Linked DNA regions of Homo sapiens: all the other regions are linked to region 2. A link is a contact called in ENCODE Hi-C or POLR2A ChIA-PET data. All regions are on one chromosome and are shown on one strand. Each heading gives the region's core, a stretch centred on a gene start or an enhancer-like site at or near the end of the contact. The rest is flanking DNA. Distances are from core to core; before and after follow the strand shown. Region 1 has its middle 39 kb from the start of GZMK. Region 2 has its middle 97 kb from the start of LINC02998. Region 3 holds the start of GZMA (granzyme A). Region 4 holds the start of ARL15 (ARF like GTPase 15).

What was found. A loop is a pair of places that touch in the nucleus more often than their neighbours do. ChIA-PET counts read pairs that join two places held with the same protein, here RNA polymerase II (POLR2A). Pooled maps may share reads with other maps.
Region 1: a loop to region 2 is called in a map of natural killer cell, with 4 times the contacts of the local background. The contact joins two enhancer-like sites. A Hi-C loop is called at or near these places in 2 of 168 maps with a recorded cell type or tissue (naive thymus-derived CD4-positive, alpha-beta T cell and natural killer cell) and 5 of 50 pooled maps.
Region 3: a map of natural killer cell shows a loop between it and region 2 (5-fold over the local background). The contact joins the promoter of GZMA here to the enhancer-like site in region 2. A Hi-C loop is called at or near these places in 2 of 168 maps with a recorded cell type or tissue (naive thymus-derived CD4-positive, alpha-beta T cell and natural killer cell) and 5 of 50 pooled maps.
Region 4: a loop to region 2 is called in a map of B cell, with 5 times the contacts of the local background. The contact joins the promoter of ARL15 here to the enhancer-like site in region 2. A Hi-C loop is called at or near these places in 4 of 168 maps with a recorded cell type or tissue (B cell, CD4-positive, alpha-beta T cell and naive thymus-derived CD4-positive, alpha-beta T cell), 4 of 37 single-sample maps with no recorded cell type and 14 of 50 pooled maps. POLR2A ChIA-PET finds 5 or more read pairs at or near these places in 3 of 52 experiments (B cell, CD4-positive, alpha-beta T cell and H1).

The regions. Positions count from the first base shown.
Region 1 is chr5:55,061,300-55,065,030 of GRCh38, reverse strand. No RefSeq gene overlaps it. Among named protein-coding and RNA genes, the nearest start is that of GZMK, 39 kb to the right of the region's middle. Within about 2 kb of position 2,435, at least 3 of the 41 ENCODE cell types and tissues checked have a DNase peak (open chromatin) inside an H3K27ac peak, as active enhancers do; they include natural killer cell, where a contact is called at or near this core.
Region 2 is chr5:54,645,496-54,648,762 of GRCh38, reverse strand. It overlaps a transcript of SNX18 not described here. Among named protein-coding and RNA genes, the nearest start is that of LINC02998, 97 kb to the left of the region's middle. Within about 2 kb of position 1,867, at least 32 of the 41 ENCODE cell types and tissues checked have a DNase peak (open chromatin) inside an H3K27ac peak, as active enhancers do; they include B cell, CD4-positive, alpha-beta T cell and natural killer cell, where a contact is called at or near this core.
Region 3 is chr5:55,100,820-55,104,304 of GRCh38, reverse strand. GZMA (granzyme A) reads right to left here and starts at 1,659. Exons shown (of 5, transcript NM_006144.4): 1 at 1,553-1,659. The coding sequence starts at 1,622.
Region 4 is chr5:54,308,649-54,312,151 of GRCh38, reverse strand. ARL15 (ARF like GTPase 15) reads left to right here and starts at 1,579. Exons shown (of 5, transcript NM_019087.3): 1 at 1,579-1,720. The coding sequence starts at 1,673.

The DNA.
Region 1 (3,731 bases), core at 1,186-3,685, 420 kb before region 2:
CAATTAAAAATGGTTAAAATGGCAAAGTTCGCTACCTACATTTACAAAAATTTTTCAAATTAATAATGTAATATACCCGAAATCATTGAACTGTACATTTTAAATGGTAAATTCTATGGTATGGAAATTATATCTCAATAAAGTGGTTAATAAAAAAGAAATGAGGGGACTGTGCAAGTGATCATGAGAGGCGCAGAATAGTGAGAGGCAGTGAGTGGCCTCGTGGGATGACATGAGATGCAGACCTTCCATTGGGCTGGGGAGCAGGGGTGGGCAGAATGGTCTAGCAGCTTCATTACGTAGAAAACCCACCACATAGAAACCTCCAGTCCTAGACCACATCTAACTGACCAAATTGCAACCAGAAAGATTTGGTGGGAACCCCATAAAAGTCTGTTCTCATGACAAAGTTCATTCTAAGTCCACAGGTCAGAAAATCAAGCAAGTTGCAATTACCTTTCTCCCACCCACCCCACTTCAGGGAAATCCTGTTCCTACACATCCTTCACCAGATGCAGGGTGTAGGGCTGCCCCTGTCCTGCACCAAAAGAATCAGACTCAGATATGACTCTGATGTTAGAATTATCAGAAAGAAAATTTAAGTAGTAATGATTAATATATTAAAGTGTCCAGTGCAAAAGGGGGATAGCATGGATGAACATATAAGGGTATTGACAGAGAGATGGAGACCATAAAAAGGGACCAAATGGAAATGCTGGAGATGAAAAACACAGTGAAAGACTAATAACTTTGTTATTCTCAGTAGCAGACGTGACTGTGCTGAGGAAGTAGGGTACTTGAAGACAAGTCAGTAGAAATTGCCCCAACTGAAGCACAAAGGAAAAAAAGTGAAAACCAAGACAAAACAAAAATAAACTCAGAGCAGACTATCCAAGAGCTGTGGGACAATATCAAACTAACAGTGATGTAATTGGAATCCCAGTCAGAAAACAGGCAAGGAGACTGAAGAATATTTGAAGAGATGACGAATAGAGTGAACATTTTATCCACAGTGAAGGAATGAAAGGCTTTGCACTCTTTGTTAACCTGGGCCTACATTTGCAGTCTGATTCTTTGTTTCATTAATCTGATCTACTTGGACAAACTTACCTTTCTAATTCAAGTTTTAGAACATGATATATTCATTTATTCCATTTAAAATACATATGAAGTATCTAGTTACTTTCTGAATTGATTGTATGGTCTAAATGAGGACCAGACTAGCTAGTCTCTAGTGCTGCGGTCAGGGAAAAGAGTAGGACTTTAGAAAGAAGATAGCCATGGCTCTAAATTCTGGCCCTGCTGTTTAATGTCTATGTCATATCTGAGCACAGCAGTACCTAGTTTATGAGGCTGTTGAGAGGATTACGGTAAAGTAATTGTTCTGACTGTGAAATACTTGGTTTGGAGTGGTCCCAGGCCTTCCCACGTTTCCTTCCTGTTTTCCAGGTGATGATGAACTGGTTGTCAGGGTAGAGAGGTACTAAGGTAAAGTGTTGCATGGCACATAGTTGGCACTCAGCAAATGTCAGTGCACCTCCTATACCCTAACTAAACCTGGACTCACCCCCAAATCATAATTGTTGCCAGATGCATCCCCGAGGGCAAAGCTGATTTCCTCTTTGTTATGATTGACGTGGGGGATGGATGGAGCCAGAAGAGAGAAGGTCTCCAAGTGAGTCAGAGCCTGGATGGGCTATGCTGCCTGTCTCATTTCCCAGGAATTACAGACTTTGTCATCCTTCCTTCTAGCTTCTCTCAGCACCTAGAGACCCAGGGTTTTAGCCCAAAGCAACATATGAGGCAGTACCTGCCCCGTCAGAGGGGATAGTGCTCTCTTCTAATTTCTCTGCCCCCAAACAGCCACATGCCTGTTTGATTTTCTGTGAACACACATACAAAAGATTATAGTATAAGACATTTATAAATTGACCTTTCAAAAGTAGTTGAATTGGCAAAATTTGATAGTTAACTGGTGATAGGGGCTGACAGATATGGAAAGGTTTCTACATTATTCTCTGTACTTTTGGAGTCCTTGGTGGCTTACCTGTGCTGTCTATATTAATTGTACCTTTGACAGGAGAGTGACCTTATAATATATTAATATATTCTTGCCATTCATTTTAGAGAGATGATTAAACTTGACCAGTTCACCAAATATCCTGTATCAACATTCTGACAGGATTTGACTAATTACAGTGAATTACAATGTAAAAAGATATCCAGCCTAGAGTATTTTAAATGTTTATTCTGCATTTATTTGGACTTTTTGGAGTTATTTTATTGATAGTATATGGGACAGGTGAGTTTTTTTTTGGTCTGAGTGAACTTGAGAAGCATATAGGCATATTTGACTTTTTATAGTGTTTACAGAGAGCAATACAGCCACAGTGTTTGTGGTTATGTACTGAACCACTTGAAAGCACAGCTGTTGGGCAGAGTGGTAGCTCGCTAGCTGTTTGAGTTAGATACACCACATCTTACTATAATAAATAGTAAATATTTAGAGGCTAAAAACCATATCTTACATTATGGGAGAATAGAATAGAACTAATTATTGGGACTTCTGGGGGCTCTTGGCAATTTGGATTAGTTTTTGCTTTGTCCACCAGATCACTTCATTAAAAACGATGTAAGTACTTCTCAAGGAAGGTATTTAAGGGTAAGTGGATAATAAGAACTATTTATTTTCTTAATTGGCATCTAAAGAGGGATGCAGGGGAGTCCCAGGGTGCCCTGGGCGGCAGGATGGGATGCGGGGTGTGGTGGGATGTGGGTTGCGGTGTTGGGGAATGGAGCGGGTGAGAGCGTGTGCATATGCATGTGTGCAGGATGCTGACCGAATGTGAAAGTGAAGGCTCGATTCAGATGTCTTCAGCTAAAATAAAACATTTCAACTAAGCTGATAAAATCATGAATGAGGTATTCATGAGGAGATGTTAGTGTAGAAAAATCTCCAGAGTGGCACTTTTTAAAGAGTAAAGATGGAACAGTATTTATCATGTAGCTTGCCCAGCAGGTTTATGTTGGAGCTGGGATTAGGACCCAGGTAATTGGCACTTCTTGCCTGATGCCCCAAGACACTTCCCGATCAAGTTCATGGCATTGTACCAGGTATTAGGGGATGGTGGTACAATTCCAGTCTCTTGCCCTCTGGGAGATTATAGTCATGTAATATGCAGCTAGACCAGTGTTTTCTTTCTTTCTTTTTTTTTTTTGAGAGGAAACTTGCCCACCTCATTGAATCTTCTGTGGAAAACTAAAATATAAAATAGATGAAAGTCAGAGCTGCTCTGACTATGTGTGTATACATGTGGGGGTCCCAAGTCTTACCACCCCAGCCTCCTCCTCATAGCTCCTTCTCCTTCTTGGGTGATAGGGCTCTAGGGAACAGCTGGGAAGTTTGTGATCTATCCTCAGGCTCCTATGTTGGAAGGGACTGTGAGGCACAGGGATGGGAATGTGCAGAGAGAGGGCTCTGTGGGGCTTATTGCCTGCCTGGTGTTTCCACCGGGCAGGGGTTTGATGAAGATGACATGTCCTCCCAGTGCAGCATCTATTTCCTTCAGTGACGGGGGAGCAGGGGTATTAGAATAACTAATGGTGGCACAGCTTTTTTCCAGGCTTGTTGGACTTTTCTTGTAGAATTTCATTTATTTATTCATTGGTTTAATTATTTATTCATTAATTTGTGAGATATTTACTGAGTTCTTGTTCTGAGACAGATGCTG
Region 2 (3,267 bases), core at 618-3,117:
TCTCTGTAAAACAGACCAATCAGCTCTCTGTAAAGTGGACCAATCAGCAGGATGTGGGTGGGGCCAGATAAGAGACCAAACGCAGGCTGCCCGAGCCAGCAGTGACAACCCGTCACCTTCCATACTGTGGAAGCTTTGTTCTTTCGCTCTGCAATAAATTTTGCTGGTGCTCACTCTTTGGGTCCACATTCCCCTTATGAGCTGTAACACTCACAGGGAAGGTCTGCAGCTTCACTCCTGAAGCCAGCGAGACCATGAACCCACCCGGAGGAATGAACAACTCCAGACTCTCCGACTTAAGAGCTGTAACACTCACCGGGAAGGTCTGCAGCTTCACTCCTGAGCTTGCGAGACCAGGAATCCACCAGAAGGAAGAAACTCTGAACACATCCGAATATCAGAAGGAACAAACTCTGGACACGACGCCTTTAAGAACTGTAACATGTAATCCCAGCACTTTGGGAGGCCAAGGCGGGTGGATCACGAGGTCAGGATATCGAGACCATCCTGGCTAACACGGTAAAACCCTGTCTCTACTAAAAATACAAAAAATTAGCTGGGCACGGTGGCGGGGGCCTGTAATCTCAGCTACTTGGGAGGCTGAGGCAGGAGAATGGCATGAACCCAGGAGGCGGAGCTTGCAGTGAGCCGAGATAGGGCCACTGCAGTCCGGCCTGGTCTAAAGAGCGAGACTCCGTCTTTTTTTTTTTTTTTTTAAAAAAACTGTAATACTCTTCGCGAGGGTCCGTGGTTTCATTTTTGAAGTCAGTGAGACCAAGAACCCACCAATTCCGCACACACCAGCATTCCTTCGGGTTCCTAAATAATAAACTGGGAACCATTCACCCTTGACATCTCCATCTCCTTAATCTTCCAGAATCCGGTCAGTCTCCAAGTTCTGCAGATCCTACTCCTTTCACTTCTCTCAAATCTGTTCTCAACTCTTCATCCCTGTTGCCCGTTGAAGTTTCAAGCCTTCATTTTTCTGGTCTATTGCAATGATCTGCTACTTAGCCTTCCCCTGTTTTCAACCCCTGCTGTTCAATTTGCTGTCATGAAGACAAGTAAATATCACTCATTTTCTGGGAATCTCCTCAATATTGCCCCCACAGCCTTCAGGATGATGACTTTGATTCTTGGATTGGAATACAGGGTTCTCTACGATCATGCCTCTGCCTACCTCCCCTTCCTCTCATGCCCCATTCACTACCAACTTCAACTGCTTATAGTTCCCAAACCATGCCAGGCTATGTAATATCTCTTTGCCTTTGCTCCACAGTCCTCTTTCCAGAATGCTCTGTTCTTTCCTCTCCTCTAGGTGAACACCTCTATACTTTTCAAAACTGAGATCAAGCATCACTCGTTAAAGAAAACTCTCCTGGGTCAGGTGTGGTGGTTCATGCCTATAATTCCAGCACTTTGGGAGGCCAAGGCGGAAAGATTGCTTGATGAGATGAGACAGAGATTTGAATTTATAGCCCAGTAAGGGCAATACGATCTTTTTCCTGCGTTTTAACTGTTGCACTCGGCATAGTACTCGGCATGTATTTGGCACTTAGTAAATGATTATTGAATAAATACAGATGTAAATGATGGTCTAATTCAGAACACTATATTGTTAAATATCCTGAATATATTTATTTAAGGCGTAGTTTGCAAACAAGCCATGTATTAGAACATCAGAATTTCACATGTGACAAAGCACGATCTGGTTCAGTGAGCCAAGTTGGTAATCTCCAGCCGATGACGAATTGCTCTTGAGACACTTGTTACAGGCAGCCTCAGGAAGAGGCACAGGCCATTTATACCGCTTCGAGCCGCCAGTCCCAGCTCTCTTGGAGAAAGGCAGCACAGCTGGGAGGGCTCACAACAGGAGGCCTGTTGAAAACAAGTCGTGGTTTCACCCTGTGTTTTGATTTCTGTTCAGGGAAGGGCACTTCCTCTTGCATTTGTAGGAGCCAAGTAACACATTCTGGGTGGAGGGAACTATGGTAGAAAGCCTAGTGTTGGACACATGAAAAGGTGGCAGCATCTTAGAACTGGCTAAACACATATCTTGGCATAAGAACTTGGGTGGCAGGCAACCAAGATTTGGGGAGTGCTTTTCCTGCATCATTTTCTGCTGGGATTGCAATATGAGGGAGGCCTTGTTGATGGGTGTAGTTTGTTATGGTTGGCAATACCTTCTGGTTAGTAGTGGTTGAGTGCTTGCTAACTTGTGAATTCTTCAGAAGAGAGTAGAATATAAAAAGCCTTCAAGCCTCTCCTGTCTCCCCCGCAATGCGGCTAACGCAGGGCAACCGGCAGCAGTGAGCTGTGGATCCAGGCACTGGCTAGAGAAGTTGACAGACCACGAACACGGGGCAAGCTGAGTCTTTCTGTTTCACTTCCGGCATGTTTTTCACCCACAGGGATATTTTGGTCTGTTTCAAAGAAGAGGAAATCAGCCCCTAGCAGAGTGTTTCAGAAAAGCAGCAGAAGAAAAGAAAAAAGATTAAAGCCATATCTCTTGGGGAGAGAGATAAAAATCTGGATTTTGTTTGAAACAATGTTTCCATTTCCAACACCTCAGGTCCATAAAAAGTAGGAGAAAAAAAGTCTTCTTGGGGTTTCAGCATGCACAGTGCATTTATTCTCTCTCTCATTTCTTAATTTGTCAGTTTCTTTCGCCAAGTACCAAATCCAGTAAATGTTCTTTAAATGGAAAGAAAAAAGCAATAATGAATGCCAGAAAAGTTTCCCAACCAGCCGGCCAAACCACAAGTATCCAAAAATGTGATTTCATTTTTAATAATACAGAAAACTGAGGAATATCAAGTAGAAATATAAAGAGAGGAAAAACATTGACTTATTCTAAACACCAATAAAAAGGATTTCCAACTTCAGAATGTTTGTAGAAGACATGAAGAGAAATAGCTAGTCAATGAAGGAATTCAGAACCCGGTGTTCACAAAATTAAGAAGATACTAGTGATCAATGAACTCTAAACACTCATATGGGTTTGCCTTCTCTGAATCCTTTGAAATTCACTCTCTATTCGGTGTCCAAATTTCCTGTATATGTAAAATGGAGCCAAGGAGCCCACATTGTGAACAGAGAAAGTAAAGATCGTGTAGGATGAAGACATTCGTGTTGTAACCTGTGTCTTTTATGCCAACTCTTAGAATTTAAGGAGCAGCTGGGGAGGCCAGCAGGCTGACTTAAGCCCACAAAGGATGGCCTCTGATCCCTGAAACTGGGGGAAGAAGCAAGATAATTCTTAACTAC
Region 3 (3,485 bases), core at 410-2,909, 460 kb before region 2:
GTACAGATAGATTTCAACTGTGCCTTGCTTTGCTGTCTGTTCCTTATATGGGCCCACACTGCCCTCTCTGAACACAGGAAACAAAGAGGAGCACAGCAGGTTGCTTTTGTTGTTTTCCTTTGAAGAAAAGATATGGCTGGATTTATCTGCCCTGTGTTTTTCTGTTATGGAGGATTTAACATGCCTGAATATAGTCATACTATGCCCTGCTTATAACATAGCCAACCTTTGTCCCAAATGTCCTGCAGCCTTGTTATTTTTATATTTCTTCTCTCTCTCTCTCTTTTTTGTTTTTTTTTTGAGACAGAGTCTCGCTCTGTCACCAGGCTGGAGTGCAGTGGCACGATCTTAGCTCACTGCAGCCTCCAACTCTCTGGTTCAAGCGATTCTCCTGCCTCAGCCTCCTGCGTAGCTGGGATTACAGGCACGTGCCACCATACCCAGCTAATTTTTGTTTTTTTAGTGGAGACAAGGTTTCACCATGTTGGCCAAGATGGTCTCCATCTCTTGACCTTGTGAAACACCCACCTCAGCCTCCCAAAGTCTTCTCATATTTAGGTGCATAAACCAGATATGCACCTAAATATGATAAACCAGAGTTCTTTGGGAATTCCTGGCAAGGCAGGTTATTACATAAGTCCCTGCCTCCAAAAGCTGATGAATCCTGGGAAAAACCGTGGCTGGCTCCATATTGCCACAGCTTGAGAGTAGTCCTCACTTCCTAGCAGGTTCTTCAAGGGAAATCTAGAGCTCCCCAAGAGCTGTCACCCTTTCAGTGGTAATACCATGAATTATACAGCATTTTAACCCATGCATGCTCAACTCACACAAAAGCAGAAATATTGGTTACCATTTGGTAGACAAAAAATTAGCTTAATAAAAAATACTATAGCACACCCAAAGGGTTAATGAGGGAACTGGCCTCACGCCTTAATTTATTGCCAAAGAGTCTCTAGACCAGAGAAATAAGTATAAAAATTCTAATAATTCCTGATTCACTTTTGGTGTCTAGGTCAGATTTGTCTTAATTGTCTTTATCTATGCATTTTCTGCAGCAGGAAAGGCTGAGCTGACTAAGTTGCCACTATTCCTTTCCTGGAAGGTACTATTTGTTTTACGAACAAGAGAGTTTTGTTAACTCATTTTTACATTGTCCTTTTTGGCAATTTTCAAGTTACAAATTGGCAGCAATAAGCATTGGTGGTTCTGCTATCTTTTGCAAAATAATTATGAGAAGAAAAGATTTTTTTTTCTAAAATACAGACATATTTAAAATCCAAGAAAGAATGCTATTTAAAAAAAAAAAATAGAGACAGGGTCTCACTATGTCGCCCAGCCTGGACTCAAACTCCTGCGCTCAAGTGATCCTTCCACCTCAGCGTTCCTAGTAGCTGGGACTACAGGCATGTGCCATTGTGCCTGGCTAAACATTATAAGGCTTGGGGGAAAACATCTTCTTTCAGTATAGGAAGGTAATATTGCCAAAAGTTCATTGAAAGTCTGCTCCATTTTGCTTCATGGTCATAATGGAAATGAGAAGAATCAGTCTTACCTTCAGGAATTAGCAGGAGAGAAACGACAACTGAGAGAGAGGATGCCAGAAATCTATAGGAGTTCCTCATTGTGGCTGCTGTCCCACATCAATCAACCTGAAAATCTGTTTTCAGTTCTTAACTGCCTCTATCTATATACTGAGAGTAAAAAGGATGTGGTTTCCTTTCATTTTTTTTTTCAAGTTTCAAAGTTTAGCATTAGGAAACCAAATCCAAATAAGTGAGAATGGTGGATGATGGCTCACTGCCAGCAGGCAGGCTTTCCTTTGCTAGGACTGCTGAGGGGGGCGCTGGAATTCTACAGGGTAGGAGAGGGGCAAGGGACCTTGTTGCCATCAGAGTACACCAGGGAAGACTGTAAAGTGTCTCAGCTATGATTTTGAAGACGCTTTCATCATCTGCAATATTATCTGTAGTATCCATGACTGGAAACTCTCGAAGACTTAAATTAGAATTTTAATAAAAGTCCTCAAAATTGGTCACCAATCAAAATTCTTTCTAGCTGTCTCCTTGGGTTATATAAGAATTAGCAGGCCAAGTGCAAGCTGAGGACAGGAGGGAGATTTATTTACATAGAGGCTCCTGCCTGGATTTTCCTTCCCCACTTTGTGGTGAGTGTTTATTGTGCTCCTGCCTGGTCTGTGGCAGGTGTGGGAACATGGGCTGGAGGAGGGTAGGGGCTCTTGGCCCTTTTCAGCCCTCTGATTGTGCGTTCCTGATTGTCTAGTTTCACAACTTTAGATACTGAAAGTATCTCCGAGTTTCCCTCCCTCCCCGCCCCCCCCCGACCCCTGCTTCCTGCCTTTCTTCCTTACTTTCTTCTGAACAGGTTTAGGTGAGAAAAGAAGTGGGAGTCATTTTTGTTCCAATGTTGGGGAATGTCTCACTCTAAGAAGAGTCAACCTCAGTCCCTGGAGGAACAGTATGCAGTGTGCTTTCTATTTGAAATGAGTTCAGCTCTTTTTCTGAGCTGAGGATGTGGTCTCCGATACAATATACATGGTCAGATGTGCTGTCAGGATGTTGGGTACTGAACCAACCATCCCCATAGTTAACATCCTGATGACTTCAAACCTAGTGGTTACTTCTTTAGAAATCAAGTGACCTTAGAAGGGAGCCCTGCTGAGACCCCTGCATTTCTTTTTCTCAGATATTACAAGTGTATCAAAGGTTAATCATTTTCAGTAACAGCAGTGAGGACCCTGCTATTGGTTTTGGTGAGTAATTTTAGTGCAGACTTAAAAAAGTCAAATTGTAATTAACTACACCTACTGAAAAATTCTTAAAACATTGACAATTTTGTTTATTTTTATGTGAATGGTTGCTCTTCCATTTATGTTGACTTCTAACAACTTTATGAGACATAATTCACACACCATAAAGGTCACCCATTTAGAGTGTATGAGTCAATGGATTTTAGTATATTTGCATAGTTGTGCAGCCATTACCAGTACCATGCTGTTTTGGTTACTGTAGCCTTGTAGTATAGTTTGAAGTCAGGTAGCATGATGCTTCCAGCTTTGTTCTTTTGGCTTAGGATTGTCTTGGCAATGTGGGCTCTTGTTTGGTTCCATATGAACTTTAAAGTAGTTTTTTCCAATTCTGTGAAGAAAGTCATTGGAAGCTTGATGGGGATGGCATTGAATCCATAAATAACTTTGGGCAGTATGGCCATTGTCATGATATTGATTCTTCCTATCCATGAGCATGGAATGTTTTTCCATTTGTTTGTGTCTTCTTTTATTTCGTTGAGCAGTGGTTTGTAGCTCTCATTGAAGAGGTCCTTCACATCCCTTGTAAGTTGGATTCCTAGGTATTTTATTCTCTTTGAAGCAATTGTGAATGGGAGTTCACTCATGATTTGGCTCTCTGTTTGTCTGTTATTGGTGTATAGGAATGCTTGTGATTTTTGCACATTGATTTTGTATCCTG
Region 4 (3,503 bases), core at 330-2,829, 340 kb after region 2:
CTCAAAAAAACAAAAACAACTTCCCCAACCCCGCCCCCCGCCCAAACCCTCACAACTTTCTGGCTGTAGGAATTCTCGTTTTGCAGCTGAGGAAACAGGTTTGGAAATTAGACTGCATACCTAAAATCACTTGGCTCATCAACCTACAGCTCCCTCTAGGGGGCTGCCTCGCCCTTATTGGTTATGTGCACATTTGGGGTGAATTCCACGGTCATCTAACAGAACTGTTTTGGTAGTCCCAGGTAAACTTACGGTACGGAAATTTGTTTCTTGAGGATACAAAAAAGAAAGGTGTCAGGGGGAAAGTAAAAATTCAACTCCTAAAACATCGCGTGTAGAGTCAGGCAGTCACTTCATAAAGAGTTCAGTCGATGAAGTTTCACTCTTGAAACTTTACTGTATGTATGCAAGCCCTAACTATTAATACAGGTGACAGCATCCACCTTATCTTCCATTCTCCCTAAGCCCTGAGGGTGGGGATGGGGGGGGGGGCACTCCAATCACCTGAGCCTAAGAACATAGCCTAAGAACATGTGTCTGGCATGGTCTGGTTATTTATAGCCTAAAAAAAAAAAAAGCCAGCTTCTTGTCCGATTCAGGCTTTCCCTGCCCAAACCCACTAGCTTAATGCGATATTGACATTACCAGGAAATGCATACGTCCCAAATGCATCTGCTTATAGATGTTTTTACCTCCTGAAATAATACCGGGTCACAAATACTGTTGTGTTTTTTGCAGAGAGCTTCTACTGCTCATTTAATTCAGGGGCGTTGGATTTGTGCTGAGCGTAATTTGACTCCAAGCATGCAAACTGATCAACTTCTTCCCGTGTGTTTGGGGAGTACAAGTGACTACTGCGACTCCTCAAATGTTTTTCTTTTCCTTTTCACGTGGAGGAAAGCGAATTCTCCGAAGACTGTTCGGCGTTCTACGCAGGGGTTGGAAGGGGGGTTCCTGAGTCACCTCTGGCTGCGCGGGGGGCCTGTGTGTACCCTCAGGGACACCAGGCTGGAATCGTCCACCTTACTTTCAAATGATAAAAGTGCGGAGGGTCTTTCTGCCCCTAAGTCGCGTACAGGATTGCCTGTTTACGGAGTACACTTTCACACACTTCTTTCCCGGTGGTGCAGTCTCGTGGCGGCAGAGCCTTTAGGAAGGCTCTGGGGGGAGACAAGATCAGTGGCGACCACGCCTCCCATGTTACAGCGCTCGCTTCCTACTGGGGGTTGGCGGGGACACCAAGGCTCTCCAGCCCGGGAACACGGAGTTCGGCTCCGTTGTACCCAACTGGAAAGCTGTGGAAACACAAAACTCGGGCGGCGACAGCACCAGCCGATTTTCCGCTCTCTTGGCTCTTTCTTCCGCTTGCACCGCCCCCACCCCGGCTCCTCCGCTCAGCACACAGGAACCCACATCCCCCACCACTCCCGCGTTTCTCTCCTGCCACCAGCTGGGGCCTGCCTTTTATAGGCGCCGCAGCCAATGAGCACGCTTCTTTCCTTCTGCCCGCCCGCCTGGCCAATCGCCGCGCCCCTTGTGTAATCTCCGGCTAGTCGGCTGCTTTCGGCTATTTTCGCTGTTGCTGGCTTTTTCAGGAGCTGCTCGCTCGCAGCCAGAGACGCTGCTTTTTTTTTCCGGGTTCGGAGCCGTTCCGGATGCTTTAGGCTGCCGGATGTCTGATCTCCGAATAACTGAGGCGTTTCTGTACATGGATTATCTGGTAGGTGCAGGGCAGGGGTGGCATGTCGCCTCTCGGATCTCGGCGTGCCCGATGGCCCCCTGCCTTGAGGAGCAGCCTTTTTGCTTTCTTTCTTTGGGATAGGATGCCTCTGGGGTTCTTTCTCCCGCAGCCGGCTGGTAAGCCTTTCCCTGGACTCGGAGGGGCAGCCTCCAGGGCGGGTGGGTGGTGGAGCTGACAGGTAAAGGTGCGGCCTGGGCCAGCACGGCTGCAGGGCGAGGGTCGCGCTGGGGCTGCTTGAGAGATGGGGCGGCCGCGGCGGCGCGTCCCCTGCCCGCGATCGGCTTCCTGGCTTCCCTCTGCGCTCTCCGCAGAGGACTTTCTTTCCGGGGGAGCAGGAGTTTTCCTCTCTCCCTGGAGCAGAACTCCAGGTGCTATTAAAGAGCCATAACCAGAATGGCTCACTAAGTGCCCAGCAGCCCTGGTCATTTGATTGTTATTAAATCTCTAAAGCTATGACCTCGGTCGTGGCGGGGTTTTAAAAGCACATTACCATAAAGCAGACGGGTCTAAACTACCTCGCAGGCTGGCACGAACAGGACTGAGTAGGGACAGGTATAGCCCCACCATTCCGGTCTTGGGTGCGTGCCGCGGTTCCACTGTGCACGGATTGGAACCCGGCTGTTTAGGCCAGGCTTGTGCTGAGAAGTTTAGGTGGGAAAAGTGTCAGCACAGTGCTGGGACCGAACATCATTTTAAAAATGGACTTCTATGTGTCTTTGTGGAATTATGCGAGCACCATGTTTTGTTCCAGAAATTATATTTCCCCAGAGTTGCTTGTTTGCGTTTAAGGGGATCCTCATTTACAGAGACTTGTGTTCGATCCTATACGATTATTGTGTTTACCATGTTGGGCAGAACCGCTATTGCCATGCAGAGTTGAAGTAGACGGTTAGAAACATTGACCCTCCTGTCATCTTGTTGGACACATGCACTCGGTTTTCGACTGCAGATTGGCCTGGCAGAGATTTGCCAGTGCCTTCTAGGAATTACACTTAAGGCTGTACTGAGAAAGTCTGTGCATGCTTTGATGGCCAAGAAACGCCGGACCGGCTTTGTGCTGTTATCTGTGTATTTGGGCTTATTTTAGTGTACATAAAGAAAATGTTTCTCCTAATGCTTCAGAGCTTGATGGTCTTGTGGGAAAGGATGGTGACTGCAGTTAATGCATAGCCTTGTGAATGGAGCTGGATCTAAAATTCTGAATTCAAGTTCTGTTTTGTTGTTCATTTGTTGATGGCAGTAACTTCCTTTATCTTTGTGATAAAGGGATATTATTCACCCAGTACTGTAGCTGGTTACGGGGATTATCTGATTATGAACATTCTTCACAATACAAGGTGCCCTGTAAGTTAAGAGAGCTGCCAGAAGATTATTTTCTAAGTTAAATAACTGATTTAATTTGTAATTTATCTTATAAAATACAATACATGGTTTTTGTCTTGCAGTCTGCCTAAATTAAAGCGAAAGTTTGTTGGGATAATTACCAAGTAGGAAAGGGTGACATTGCCTGTACTACTAAAAGCTAATTTTGAATACTTAAATAGTTCTTAAAAAAGAAAATCAGGTGGTTCTGACATTTTATTATTTTCTTTATTTACCGGATGTGTTTTAAATTTATAAATTGCATCACAAAGCTGTCTTTGAGGTGCCAAACCTATCAAAATGCTTAGTGAAAACAAAATTGATAACTCTGGTTAATTACTCAGGCTAACCTCTAGATAGGCATAGTCTAAAGGTGAGTGGATGAATGTTTGTGGGCCCA